Linked DNA regions of Mus musculus: region 2 is linked to region 1. Evidence: chromatin contacts called from ENCODE POLR2A ChIA-PET data. All regions are on one chromosome and are shown on one strand. Each heading gives the region's core, a stretch centred on a gene start or an enhancer-like site at or near the end of the contact. The rest is flanking DNA. Distances are from core to core; before and after follow the strand shown.

Evidence for each region. ChIA-PET counts read pairs that join two places held with the same protein, here RNA polymerase II (POLR2A).
Region 2: POLR2A ChIA-PET joins it to region 1 with 13 read pairs in embryonic stem cell. The contact joins the promoter of Ppp1r16a here to the promoter of Vps28 in region 1. POLR2A ChIA-PET finds 5 or more read pairs at or near these places in 4 of 5 experiments (Patski and embryonic stem cell).

What each region holds. Positions count from the first base shown.
Region 1 is chr15:76,624,493-76,630,343 of GRCm38, reverse strand. It overlaps Vps28 (vacuolar protein sorting 28), which reads left to right and starts at 4,260. Exons shown (of 10, transcript NM_025842.4): 1 at 4,260-4,355; 2 at 5,139-5,210; 3 at 5,724-5,752. The coding sequence starts at 5,174. Tonsl (tonsoku-like, DNA repair protein) reads left to right here. Exons shown (of 26, transcript NM_183091.3): 23 at 503-678; 24 at 1,014-1,087; 25 at 1,462-1,595; 26 at 3,862-4,107. The coding sequence ends at 4,043.
Region 2 is chr15:76,668,371-76,674,544 of GRCm38, reverse strand. Ppp1r16a (protein phosphatase 1, regulatory subunit 16A) reads right to left here and starts at 2,902. Exons shown (of 12, transcript NM_001358933.1): 1 at 2,783-2,902. Foxh1 (forkhead box H1) reads left to right here and starts at 4,597. Exons shown (of 3, transcript NM_007989.4): 1 at 4,597-4,940; 2 at 5,212-5,316; 3 at 5,405-6,174. The coding sequence starts at 4,674.

The sequences.
Region 1 (5,851 bases), core at 3,011-5,510:
TGGGGTCCCAGCAGAAATTGGTTCTTGGCCAGCTTTGGCTGTTTTCAGAACTCATTCTAGCCCCCACATATCACAAGTAGGGTTTCAGAGAGGCCATGTCTGCCCTCAAAGTCCCTCTATCTTTCCTTCCTGAGCCAATTTCATTGCGAGCCCACCTGATTCAGTGACATGGCCCCAGTACAGAGGACTGAGGACTGGGGCTGACCCAGTGGAGCCCAGCAGAGGGAGGGGCCTGGGATTAGGTGTTAATGGTCAGGGAAGTGTCCTGACTTTCACTCACAAATGTCCTGGCCCAGAACTTTATGCCTACCAGCCAGGAATATGGAAAGGTAAAAACTGGGCTTAGAGACTGGACAAGAGCCACTGCTTCTCAATTTTCTCACAAAAAGTCCAGGGGTAACAGTTTCTCTAAAGGATTCATGAGCTTGTGGGGTCAGAGCTCTAGGGTGGGGAAGGGGCAGGGGCCACTGAATGAGTTAACACAAGTCCTTCTGCCGTACAGATGCTGTGCACCTGAAAACCTTGTCCTTATCGTACAATCTGCTCGGCGCTCCTGCCCTGGCGAGGGTGCTGCAGACCTTACCCGCCTGTACCCTCAAACGTCTGGACCTAAGCTCTGTGGCAGCCAGCAAGAGCAACTCGGGTATCATAGAGCCTGTTATCAAATACTTGACCAAGGTATGAGGTATGGAGTAGACTGCCAAACCAGAACACAGGGATCCCAAGGCCCAAAACCTAACTGCAACCCTGCCATGTTGTACGGAGTCTGAGGGAAGGGCTGGGGGTTGGGAAGAACACCCATGGACTCCTGGGAGCCAGGTGGTGGTACTTCAGGCAAGTTCCAAGGGACACGCCAGGCCCCTGTGGTCTTTACAAGGCATCTATAACCTATAGCTTGGAAAAGAGGTGTTTCCTTTCCATTCAGCTCTCTTGGTGATGGGACTCTGCTGGGAGGAAGGTAGACGGATGGGTGCCCACTAGGCATGGCCTTTTGCCCTGTTCTTAACGTCCAGGAAGGCTGTGCTCTGGCCCACCTAACCCTGTCCGCAAACTGCCTGGGTGACAAGGCCGTGAGAGAACTGAGCAGGTAACACACCATCCCTGAGCCACTGGCTCTCCTGTGAGGAGGGAGTCTGACATGAAGATGAATGAGTCAGGTGGTGTCACCTCTTTCTGACGTCCACTGTCTCCAGGGATGGCTCTGGCAGGCATGCTTACCCTCCTTGAGTTTCTTGCCATGCCCTTGTGGTATGAGAACTTCTCACTCTGGCCTGTCCTTTATTTTTCCTTGGTAAAACATTCCCTCCTGCCCCCGATCCTGCCCCTAGAGTTGGCCATGGCACTGCCTCTGGCTGGCACTGCAGAGATCCTTGGCTCCCAGAGCCAAGGGACAGACTTCCCTAGTACTAAAGCAAGGGCTTTCCTGGCCAGCTCATGCTTTCATGTCCCCTGTCATTGTAGATGTCTCCCTTGCTGCCCCTCACTCACCTCTCTGGACCTGTCTGCCAACCCCGAGGTCAGCTGTGCCAGTCTAGAGGAGCTCTTGTCTGCCCTCCAAGAGCGGTCCCAAGGCCTCAGCTTCCTTGGCCTATCAGGTAAGGGCTAGGAACAAGAATGGCTCCTGTGTCTCACCTAACACAGGGCTTACTTTCCAGGGTCCTGCCAGCAGAAGGGGCAGTCACTGCCATCGGCGAGATTCCACAAGGCTGTTGTGATGAAAGGCAGTTTGTGGTGTAACCAGGGCAAGGAGCAAGACTGACTGGTGGCTCAGAGTACGGCAGGAAGCACTAAGGCAGATTACCTCAAGCATGGCCTAAGCTGCATAGTAAAGAAAATAATAGTACTAGTAATAATAATAATAGTGATAATAATAATAATAAACCAAAGGAGGGGCTGGAGGAATGGTCAACACTTAGGGGTGCTCTTCCAGAGACCCTCATTTCAAATCTCAGCATCAAACATAGCAGCTCACAACCTTTGGAACTTCAGTTCCAAGGGATCTGAAGGCAGATCTGCAGGCAGCCTGGCTTCACACAGTACACAGATAGACATGCAAATGAAATGAAACACCAGTACACACAAAGCAATTTGAATTTATTTATTTATTTATTTATTTATTTATTTATATTTTCGAGACAGGGTTTCTCTATGTAGCCCTAGCTGTCCTGGAACCAAGATGGCATCAAACTCGAGACTCACTGCCTCCAGGGTGCTGGGATTAAAGGTGTGCACCGCCAAATGAGTACACTGTAGCTGTCCTCAGACACACCAGACAAGTGTGAAGGCATCAGATTTCATTACAGATAATTGTGAGCCACCATGTGGTTGCTGGGAATTGAACTCAGGACCTCTGGAAGAGTAGTCAGTGCTCTTAACCACTGAGCCATCTCTCCAGTCCCAAAATAATTTGTTTTTGTTTGTTTTGTTTTGTTATTTTGGTTGGGTTTTTTGTTTTTCAAGACAGGGTTTCTCTGTATAGCCCTGGCTGTCCTGGAACTCACTTTGTAGACCAGGCTGGCCTTAGACTCAGAAATCTGCCTGCCTCTGCCTCCCAAATGCTGGGACTAAAGGCGTGTGCCACCACTGCCCAGCTTGTTTTGTTTTCAAGCAGGGTTTTTCTGTATATGCCTGGCTGTCCTGGAACTCATTGTGTAGATCAAAATGTCCTTGAACTCACAGAGATCTGCCCGCCTCTACCTCCTGAGTGCTGGGGCTAAGGGTGTGCACCACTGCCCAGCTGTTCCTTTAGCTTTTGGTTGTGGGATATCCTTTCTTCTGTGCAGCCTTCTCTTTTGGCTAGGAACAGTTTATTCCTTCTCAGTGAGAATCATCTTACTTACTTACAGGGGGAACCCATGGGTTAGTTCACCATAAAAACTCAACAGTGACCAGAGAGAACATATATCCAAACTTTGTAAGAGAACATATATCAAAACTTCTTTGGGGGCCACTGACTGACTGGCCTGGCAAACATTTTCCAACTCCACCTTTATAGACAGACCTCTGAAACAATGCACATTGCTTCTTTAAAGTGACATTTTTCAGATACACATGCACACCCCCTCACAGCCTAGGCAGCTCCTCGGGTATTCTTAAAATGATCATGAAGATTTGAACCTCCTTTTGGAGTGGCAAATTGTTTGTTGTTTTTTGAGACAGGGTGTCTCTGTGTAGTCCTGGCTGTTCTGGAGCTCTGTAAAGTTTCCTCTCTACCTGGAGAGGACTGAGATTAAAGGCGGATGCCACCAGGGCAGGCATGATTTGGACCTTTTGTTTTTGCGGGGTTTTCTGGGTCAGGAGGGTAGCAAATCATTGTTACTTGCAGAAAACCTTATTTCCTCATTCCTGTCCACCAGTCAGTGATCCAAGTTCCGCTTAAGGGGTGCTTGCTCTCTCAACCTGCCCCCCTCCCTCCTTCCTTGCCTTATCTACTAATAAGCTAGCTTGTCCCGTTACACCAACGCACTCTCCACCTTATAAGTGTGCCTGATGGCCTGGCCTGCCACTGCCTTGCCCAGCTGAGATTTGAGGGTGGCAGCCTTTCCCCCTGGAGGATAAAAACTGAGCACAGGGGAGTCCCTGGGTTTTTCCTGTATCTCACCCCCTCTTCCCAACACAATGGTATTTCTGGCAGCTGTGCGCTTCATCCAGTTCCCTGACAACCTTGAGCCTACTGGGATCTCTGACTTGATCAAGGCCTGGCATTCACTAGCCTCCAGAGATCCGAGGGCCCACAGTATACAGATATATTGAGTCCTTTTTATGATGGGACAAGCCAAAATGTAGGCTCCGAGGTACAACATAAGCACTATGCCTCCTGTGGGTGTGTAAGTTAAACCTACCTCCTCCTCACCCCCACAGGCTGCTCTATTCAAGGGCCGCTGAACTCTGACCTCTGGGACAAGATCTTCGTGCAGTTGCAGGAGTTGCAACTGTGCACCAAAGACCTGAGCACCAAAGACCGAGACTCGGTGTGTCAGAGACTGCCAGAGGGTGCGTGCACAATGGACCAAAGTTCCAAGCTCTTCTTTAAATGCCTCTGATCCTAGTCCTGCCGTTTCCTCCAGAAGAAAAAGAAAAACCTTAATAAACTATGCTGCTATCTCATTTGTGTCAGCTCTCTGCGAAAAGGGTGGGCGATGTGAGCTGTAAAAGCCTTGACAGGCGGAGCTACTCCAGAGCGCAAGCTCAGGCAAAAAAAGCCGAGTGCCGATCAATGGATTTGGCTTGCTATGTGCGTAGGCTCAAGGTTAGAGGATGAGTGCCGAGCTGCCGATCGGGTTTCCCGGCAGGCGCAGGCGGAAAAAGCGAGCACCGAGCTTCTGTCGCCATCTCCGGGACTCCAAACGCCCCAGGTACACAGCGGCGGTGGCCGGGTCCCCTCTTCATAGGAACCCTTTGGTCTAGGTGTCCCGGTCCCGTCTCCTCTGGGGCTCAGCGGCCCTTGCCGCGCGGCCAGTGTCTCAGTAGGTGATGGGCGCTGTCAAGTGGCATTGCTGGTCCACAGTTCAGGTTCCCCTGTCTGTGAGGGTACCCACCTTTCTTCTGCGACTCCGCCGGCTATTCCTAGCTCCTGCGACCTCGGTAGCTCTCGCTGCTCCTCAAGCCACTCCATCTCAGTTTGACCATCTTCCTTGAACATTTGTTTTCACCCCATTTCAAATCCTGAGGCGTGTCTGGGCTGGCTTCCTTATTAGACAGGACCTATCCTGGGCCTTGCCTCCGCCACTTTGCCGCATCAACCAATAAGCTTGCCCTTATTCATTTCTCCAGTATCTCCCACAGATTAGGGTAAAACCTACCTCCACACTTTCCCTCACACACAGAAAGCCCCGGACACCTAGTCTCAGTTCATTTCCACTGAAAGATGTTGCAACAATGCCCTTCCCCTGTGCCCAAGATGCTGCCCCAGTTCTAACAGCTACTCTTCCCTACCCTAACCCAGCTAACAGGCAGGACTCCCATGGCACTCGATGTTCATCCTCAAAGCCTGACATGACATTCCCCCATGACAGTCCTTTAGCATCCTGTGCCGTTCCTGTAGAGAGCAGGAAAGCTGTTCACAACGCTCTGATCTCCAGAGCCCAGTTCTTAAGGTGTAAGGGGACCCTTGAGTTAGTGTTGGCTCTGCTTTCCAGGTCTCTTGTGCTGTATAGCTGCCTGGGCCTGCAGGATGTTCCACGGGATCCCAGCTACTCCTGGTGTTGGAGGTGAGTGTAGGCTAAACTGGGAGGAAGGGGAGGAGCCAAGGCTTTCCCTGTTGCAGGGGCTGTTGGGAAAGGACCACACTGCTACGTCCATCCCGTAGTCATTAGGCCCTGGGTAATGACTAGGGCCAGAATTATTTCTGGTGGGAATCTGAGGGCCCCTGCAATACCCTGCTGGGGAGCGAGAATATACTCCAATGTGGTCAGAACCTCTGGCATCCTGAGCAACTCTGGGTCTCCAACTGCATGTGTGAAGCATCTGACAGGCTTTTATTTGTACCAAGTTGTGGTTCTGTGTACAAACTACAGTCATGTTGGCGGGGGAAGAGAGCTAAACCTAGCAATCTGTATGTAGCCTCTTAGAGGCCATATTGGTAGGAGGTGAGGCTGGAGCCCCTATTCTGTGCTTCCCTTTGAGCTCTGTGATACATGGCATGGGAGACACCTTCTTGGGACGTAACTGAAGTGGGCCTGTCCTGGGGTCACCCTTGTCAGCTCCTCCTTGCTCTGTTGCAGCCCCTGGGAACAAGCCGGAGCTGTATGAGGTAGGTAGCAGATCCTCACCTGGCCACTGCAAACACCATGTGGCTGTCACTGGTTCTATAACCACGCCTGGAGATGCTGACTGACTCTTGCCTGCTTTT
Region 2 (6,174 bases), core at 1,653-4,152, 46 kb before region 1:
CACAGCAGCTTCAAAATTAAACCAGACATGATGTGTGCACAGAAACACGTGTGTGCATGTGTACACCCCCCCCCACACACACACATACATACACATACACGGGAATGTCCTATAGCTACTACAGACCATCAAAAGGATGAAACAGGACTACCTCCATTTCCCCGCCCCTGATTTTTCAAGGCAGAGTTTCTTAGTGTAATCCTGCCTGTCCTGGAACTGGCTCTGAGGACCAGACAGACAGAGATCTTCCTGCTTCTGCCTCCTGAGTACTAGGATTAAAGTCGTGAGCCACCACAGCCCTGCAGATTTTTTTTTATGTAAACTCAGTGTAGGTCAGGAGTTAAAAGATGACAGCCTAGCCAGGTGTGGTGACACACACCTTTAGTCACAATGTTAGGGATGCAGAGGCAGACATCTCTGTGAGTTTAAGCCTGGTCTGCATAGCAAGATCCAGACCAACTAGGACTATGCAGTAAGACTGTCTCAGAAAAAAGGGGGGAAGAGAGCTAGGGGGGGGTGTGGGGGACTCAAGAGATGCTCAATGGTTAAAAGCACTTGGTGTTTTTCAAGAAGACCTGAGTTAAATTCCCAGCATCACACTGAGCAGATTACCGCCTGTAATTCCAGCTCTCGGGGGATCCAGCACCTCTGACCTCCAATGGGGACACCTATACTCAACATATGCAAATATACACACACTCATAGTTTAAAATAATAAAAATAAAAATAAAATTGGTCAAAGTGGTTAAGACCACTAGCTTCTTACTGGGGGTTGGTAGCCAAGGCCTGCAACCCCAGCACATGGAAACCAGAGGCAGATATACCGCTGAGTTTAAGATCAGTCTGGTCGACTGGAGAGATGGTTCAGTGGGTAAGAGCACTGACTGCTCTTCTGAAGGTACTGAGTTCAAATCCCAGCAACCACATGGTGGCTCACAACCACCCGTAATGAGATCTGATGCCCTCTTCTGGTGTGGCAGCTACAGTGTTATAATAAATAAATCTTTAAAAGAGAGAGAGAGCGCGCAGGGTGTGGTGGCACACGCCTTTAATCCTAGCACTCGGGAGGCAGAGGCAGGTGGATTTCTGAGTTTGAGGCCAGCCTGGTCTACAGAGTGAGTTCCAGGACAGCCAAGACTGCACAGAGAAGCCCTGTCTCAAAAAAAAAAAAAAAAAAAAAAAAAAAAAAAAAAGAAAGAAAGAAAGAAAAAGAAAAAAGAATCTAATAAGAACAAGTCTTTTTAAAAATAAGTTTTCTTTCTTCCTTTCTAAAAAGGTCTCCTCTGTACATATAGCAATTTTCATTTCTATCACTCAGGAAAACACGGGTTGTTACACAGCCCATAAGCAAAAAAAGACTCGAAATGACTGGAAAGGAGTTGGATGACTTATCCACACCTAAGAGACAGGAGAACCGCAGCAAATTTGAGGCTAGCCTGAGCTATACGGCAAGTTTAAGGTCAGCTTAGGCTACATAGTGAGACCCTATCTCAAAAACAAAAAGTAAAGGAACTGGTGAGATGCCTCAGAGCTTGAGAGCACAGGTGGCTGCTTTTCCAGAGCACCAGGATTTAGTTCCCAGTAACCACAGGGTGGCTCACAACTACAAAATGACAGTTCCAGGAGATCCACAAAGATATCCTCTAACCACTTACACGTGGATCATGGCATGTACCCACCCCAAAACGATAAATAAATAAATAATACTTAAAAGAATTATTCCTTAAAAAAAAAAAAAAAGAGGCGGGGAATAGGAAGGCCTGAGCCAACAGGGAAGGAAGTCAAACCAGGCCTTAGGAGAGGAAAACCCTCCCCGCCTCCCGCCCCCCCCCCCCAAAAAAAACCTCCTTGGGCAAAAACTAGCAACAGAGGCAGACTAGCAGCCCTTGAGAGACCTGAAAGTCCCATCACCATGACAACATGAAGCCAGCGGGTTAGGGCAGGTCTCATTAGGCCTCCAGTCCCTCAACCCAACCGGCTCTCATGCTGAGCTAGTGGCAGCTTTGGTTTCCATGAAGTGAATCAGGTGGCCTTCTAAAGAGCCAGGGTGTTTAAAGCAAGACAAAGCCTCCAAAGAAAACCCCAATCCTATAAGGGAAGACCTAGGGAGCAAAGACACCCAAGAGGGCTCACTGAGGTCTGCCCTCTCGCCTCTACCTTCACCACCCAAGTAAGGATATGGAAGAAAAGTGGAGCAGTCAGGAGTCAGCTAACTTTGCTCTACCTCCCAAGCCAATACACACTTCTCTTCTGCACCCGTAATAATTAATCCTCCTTGTCTCTAGCCTCTAGCACTGGTTCCGTCAGGAACCCAAAGGAGCCCAAACAGTTTTCACAAGCTCATTTACATTCCTCTCCCAACCACAATCCAGGAGGCACAGCCTCCAGAAAAGGGGCACTTGAAGCCGTAAGAGGCTCTAGAGTGTGCTTTGACTGAACACCAAAGCCCACATGAAGCACAGGAAAGTCCCTTCGCGGTCCTAAGGTCAGAATGAAGACTGTCGATGGATTTGCCCGACCAACAGGTTGCAAGAACTTCCTTCACTGATAGGTTTCACAAAAACAAAAACAAAAACTAACAACAACAAAAACCCACCCTCCGCTGGCCGCCTCGCTGGCGCCCCTTCTGCAGGCCCCTCACGACCCGCTCCATTGCCGGGCCAGCACCGGGCCGCAGAAGAACCGGCGCTGGCTCACCCGCTATGCCCCGCCCAGCCGTGCTGGGCCTCCCCCGCGTCCCCAGATAGACCCGACCCTCACTCACAATCGCCGGCCTTCTCACCTGGAACCTCCCTGGCCGCTCCCTGAACCCGGCCCGGCCGACCCTGGAGCCCGGCGCTGCTCCAGGCGCCACGGGGGCGGGCCCCGCGCCCATCCTCGCCATGGCAACGCGACACTTCCGGCCCGAGGTGTCCCGAGCGGAAGCCGCGGTGCTGGGCGGGAAGGCTGGGCGGGAAGGCTGGGCTGAGTCGTTTTGCGAGGGCGGGGCCTAAGGAGCGTCCTCCAGGGACAGAGTCATCCACTGTAGATTGACAGGGGCGGGGTCAGCTCCGGTAGCTGATTGGTTGATACTGTGGAAGATTTTTTTTTTTTTTTTAATTCCCGTGCTCTATTCTGTGGTACTAACACCCTGATGTCCGGGGTAGGGCGGGAAGGGCAAATGTTCAGGTGTTCCCGGAAGGGTGATCTTTATTTATCCTATCCTTTGATTAAAGGGTAGGAGTCCCTCGTTGCTCGAAAGAGGATGGGCAGCAGTTTGGGTGATGGTTGGACCCTGGGACACTGTGATCAGGGAGAAGCAGTCCCGATGAGGAGCCTTGAATGTCAGTTCAAGGAGCCAGGCTTTAACTGGAACCAAGGAAGGACCAGTGGAAAGGGAGACCTCAGACTTGCAGGAGAGAATGTCTTCTTTAGTGAATAGGTCTGAGGCCATAGGGATATTTGACAGGTGAGACACAGGAACTCTCAGCTAGAGCTCTGAGGACGAAAAGCAGAGGGGCAGGAGGTGATAGGATTGGGGGTGGGGAGGGGAGACAGATGAGAGCTAAAAGAAGAATCTGAGATAAGATCACAACCCAGCCAGGGGCAGAACTGTCAGAGGAAGTGAAGTCCCACTGTGCTCATCCTCCTTGTGTGTCCCCATTCCCTCCTCCACTCATGACTGTACCTTCCTTGGCACCTGCCAGGGTCTCTGTCCTGTTGATGGTACAATGGGGAGGGGCTTCACAGGAAAAGGTGAATTCTCAAAAGCTTTTAGTGCTCATGAAGGTCTTGGATTGTTGGCTCTGACACCAACCTCTGCCATCAGCGCTCTAATCAGACCCTCAATGCAAAGCTGCCCATTGTAGTAGCCAGGAGAACTTAGAACATAGATGGTGACTGAGCCCAAGAATAGAGCCACCAATTAGATGGCCATGCCTATATGGGCACCTACAACATACTCATGGGAAGATCACTTAAGTCTCTGTATCCTCCTCTTGTTCCTGAGGACAGACTCTATTCCCTTTTTGGTCCAGAAGGTCTGTCAATCTGTATCCCCACCCCCATCAAGTCCTGAGCAGACTCCCCACCTAAGGCTTGACTTTTTTGTTTGTTATTGTTTTTTCTTTTTTCTTTTTTTTTTTTTTTTTGTTTGTTTTTTTGAGACAGGGCTTCTCTGTATAGCCCTGGCTGTCCTGGAACTCACTTTGTAGACCAGGCTGGCCTCAAACTTAGAAATCCGCCTGCCTCTGCCTCCCTAGTGCTGGGATTAAAGGCGTGCGCCACCACTGCCCGGCAGGCTTGACTTCTTTTGGCTGCTTTGTCTTAACCCCTGGGAATTCCCCATCTCTCTCAGGGTAGTTTTGCTGGAGAAGTCACTTCCCGTCTGTTTAATGGGAGCTAGGGACCTAGCCCAGGCAGATAGGGTATTCTGGGGTAGACCTCTTTCAAGGGCTTTTCCTTCTAGGTTTTAGGGTATGCCCAGACACCCAAAGGCAACCTGGGAGTGGAGATTGATTTCGGGGGCCACCAAAAGTCCCTACTGGAATCTTTTCTGCCCTTCCCTCCAAGATTAACTGAAACCTGCTAATTGTGGCTGCCCACACACGTTCCCCTCCCCCACAGCCTCTTTCTGTCACCCCTCCCCCTTTCATCAGAATGATAAAGAAAGGGCCTGGCCTGCCTGTCCCAGCATGGCCTCGGGCTGGGACCTGGCCTCAACTTACACTCCGACTACCCCGAGCCCCCAGTTAGCCCTGGCTCCGGCCCAGGGCTACCTCCCTTGTATGGGGCCTCGCGACAACTCTCAGCTGAGGCCTCCAGAGGCAGAGTCTCTTTCGAAGACCCCCAAGAGGAGGAAGAAGAGATACCTACGGCATGACAAGCCCCCCTACACCTACTTGGCCATGATCGCCTTGGTAATTCAGGCCGCACCCTTCCGCAGGCTGAAACTGGCTCAGGTGAGAGAGTCCCTCGTGCTTTGGGGCACAACTATCCCAGGCCTGATCCCCACTTACTGTAGGCTCACGCTTGGCCTTTGCCTAACCCACTTATCCTTGCCTGTGAGAACGGTCCTGAGTCCCTTCTCCCAAAACCCCCAATCCACTCTGCCCTCAGGCACAGACCTCTGTCTCCCGGAGAAGGGATGGATGCCCCGGGGTCGGCTGTAAAAGAGGGAGAGGGTACTACTCCAATCCTCACCTCACGGCGCCAAATACTGCCTGATTTCAGATTATCCGTCAGGTCCAGGCAGTGTTCCCCTTCTTCAGGGACGACTATGAGGGCTGGAAGGACTCCATCCGCCACAACCTTTCCTCTAATCGGTGCTTCCATAAGGTGGGATATTGAATCCCGGGGGCGGCGTGGGCTCGGAACCCCCGAATCTCTGGGTAGAACAGCCACAGCCAAGCCAACCACTCTCTAGGTGCCCAAGGACCCTGCAAAGCCCCAGGCCAAGGGCAACTTCTGGGCGGTGGATGTGAGCCTGATTCCTGCTGAGGCGCTGCGCCTTCAGAACACTGCCCTGTGCCGTCGATGGCAGAACCGGGGCACCCACAGAGCTTTCGCCAAGGACCTGAGCCCCTACGTGCTCCACGGCCAGCCTTATCAGCCACCCAGTCCCCCACCACCACCTAGGGAGGGTTTCAGCATCAAGTCCCTGCTAGGGGACCCTGGGAAAGAATCCACATGGCCCCAGCATCCTGGGCTCCCTGGACAGAGCACTGCAGCTCAGGCAGGCACCTTGTCAAAGGGGGAAGAAGGGATGGGCACTGGACCCTCTAGCTCCTCTGAGACGCCTCTGTGGCCCCTCTGCTCCCTTCCTGGGCCCACAATCATAGAGGGGGAGAGTTCCCAAGGGGAGGTAATCAGGCCTTCTCCCGTCACCCCAGATCAAGGCTCCTGGCCCCTCCACTTACTTGAGGATTCCGCAGATTCCAGGGGAGTGCCCAGGAGGGGGAGCAGAGCCTCCTTGTGGGGACAGCTACCCACTTCTTACTTGCCCATCTATACGCCCAATGTAGTAATGCCCTTGGCCACACTACCGACCACCTCTTGTCCCCAGTGCCCATCTTCTGCCAGCCCAGCTTACTGGAGCGTAGGCACTGAATCCCAAGGGTCCCAGGACCTGCTCTGTGATCTAGACTCCCTCTTCCAGGGAGTACCACCCAACAAGAGTATCTATGATGTGTGGGT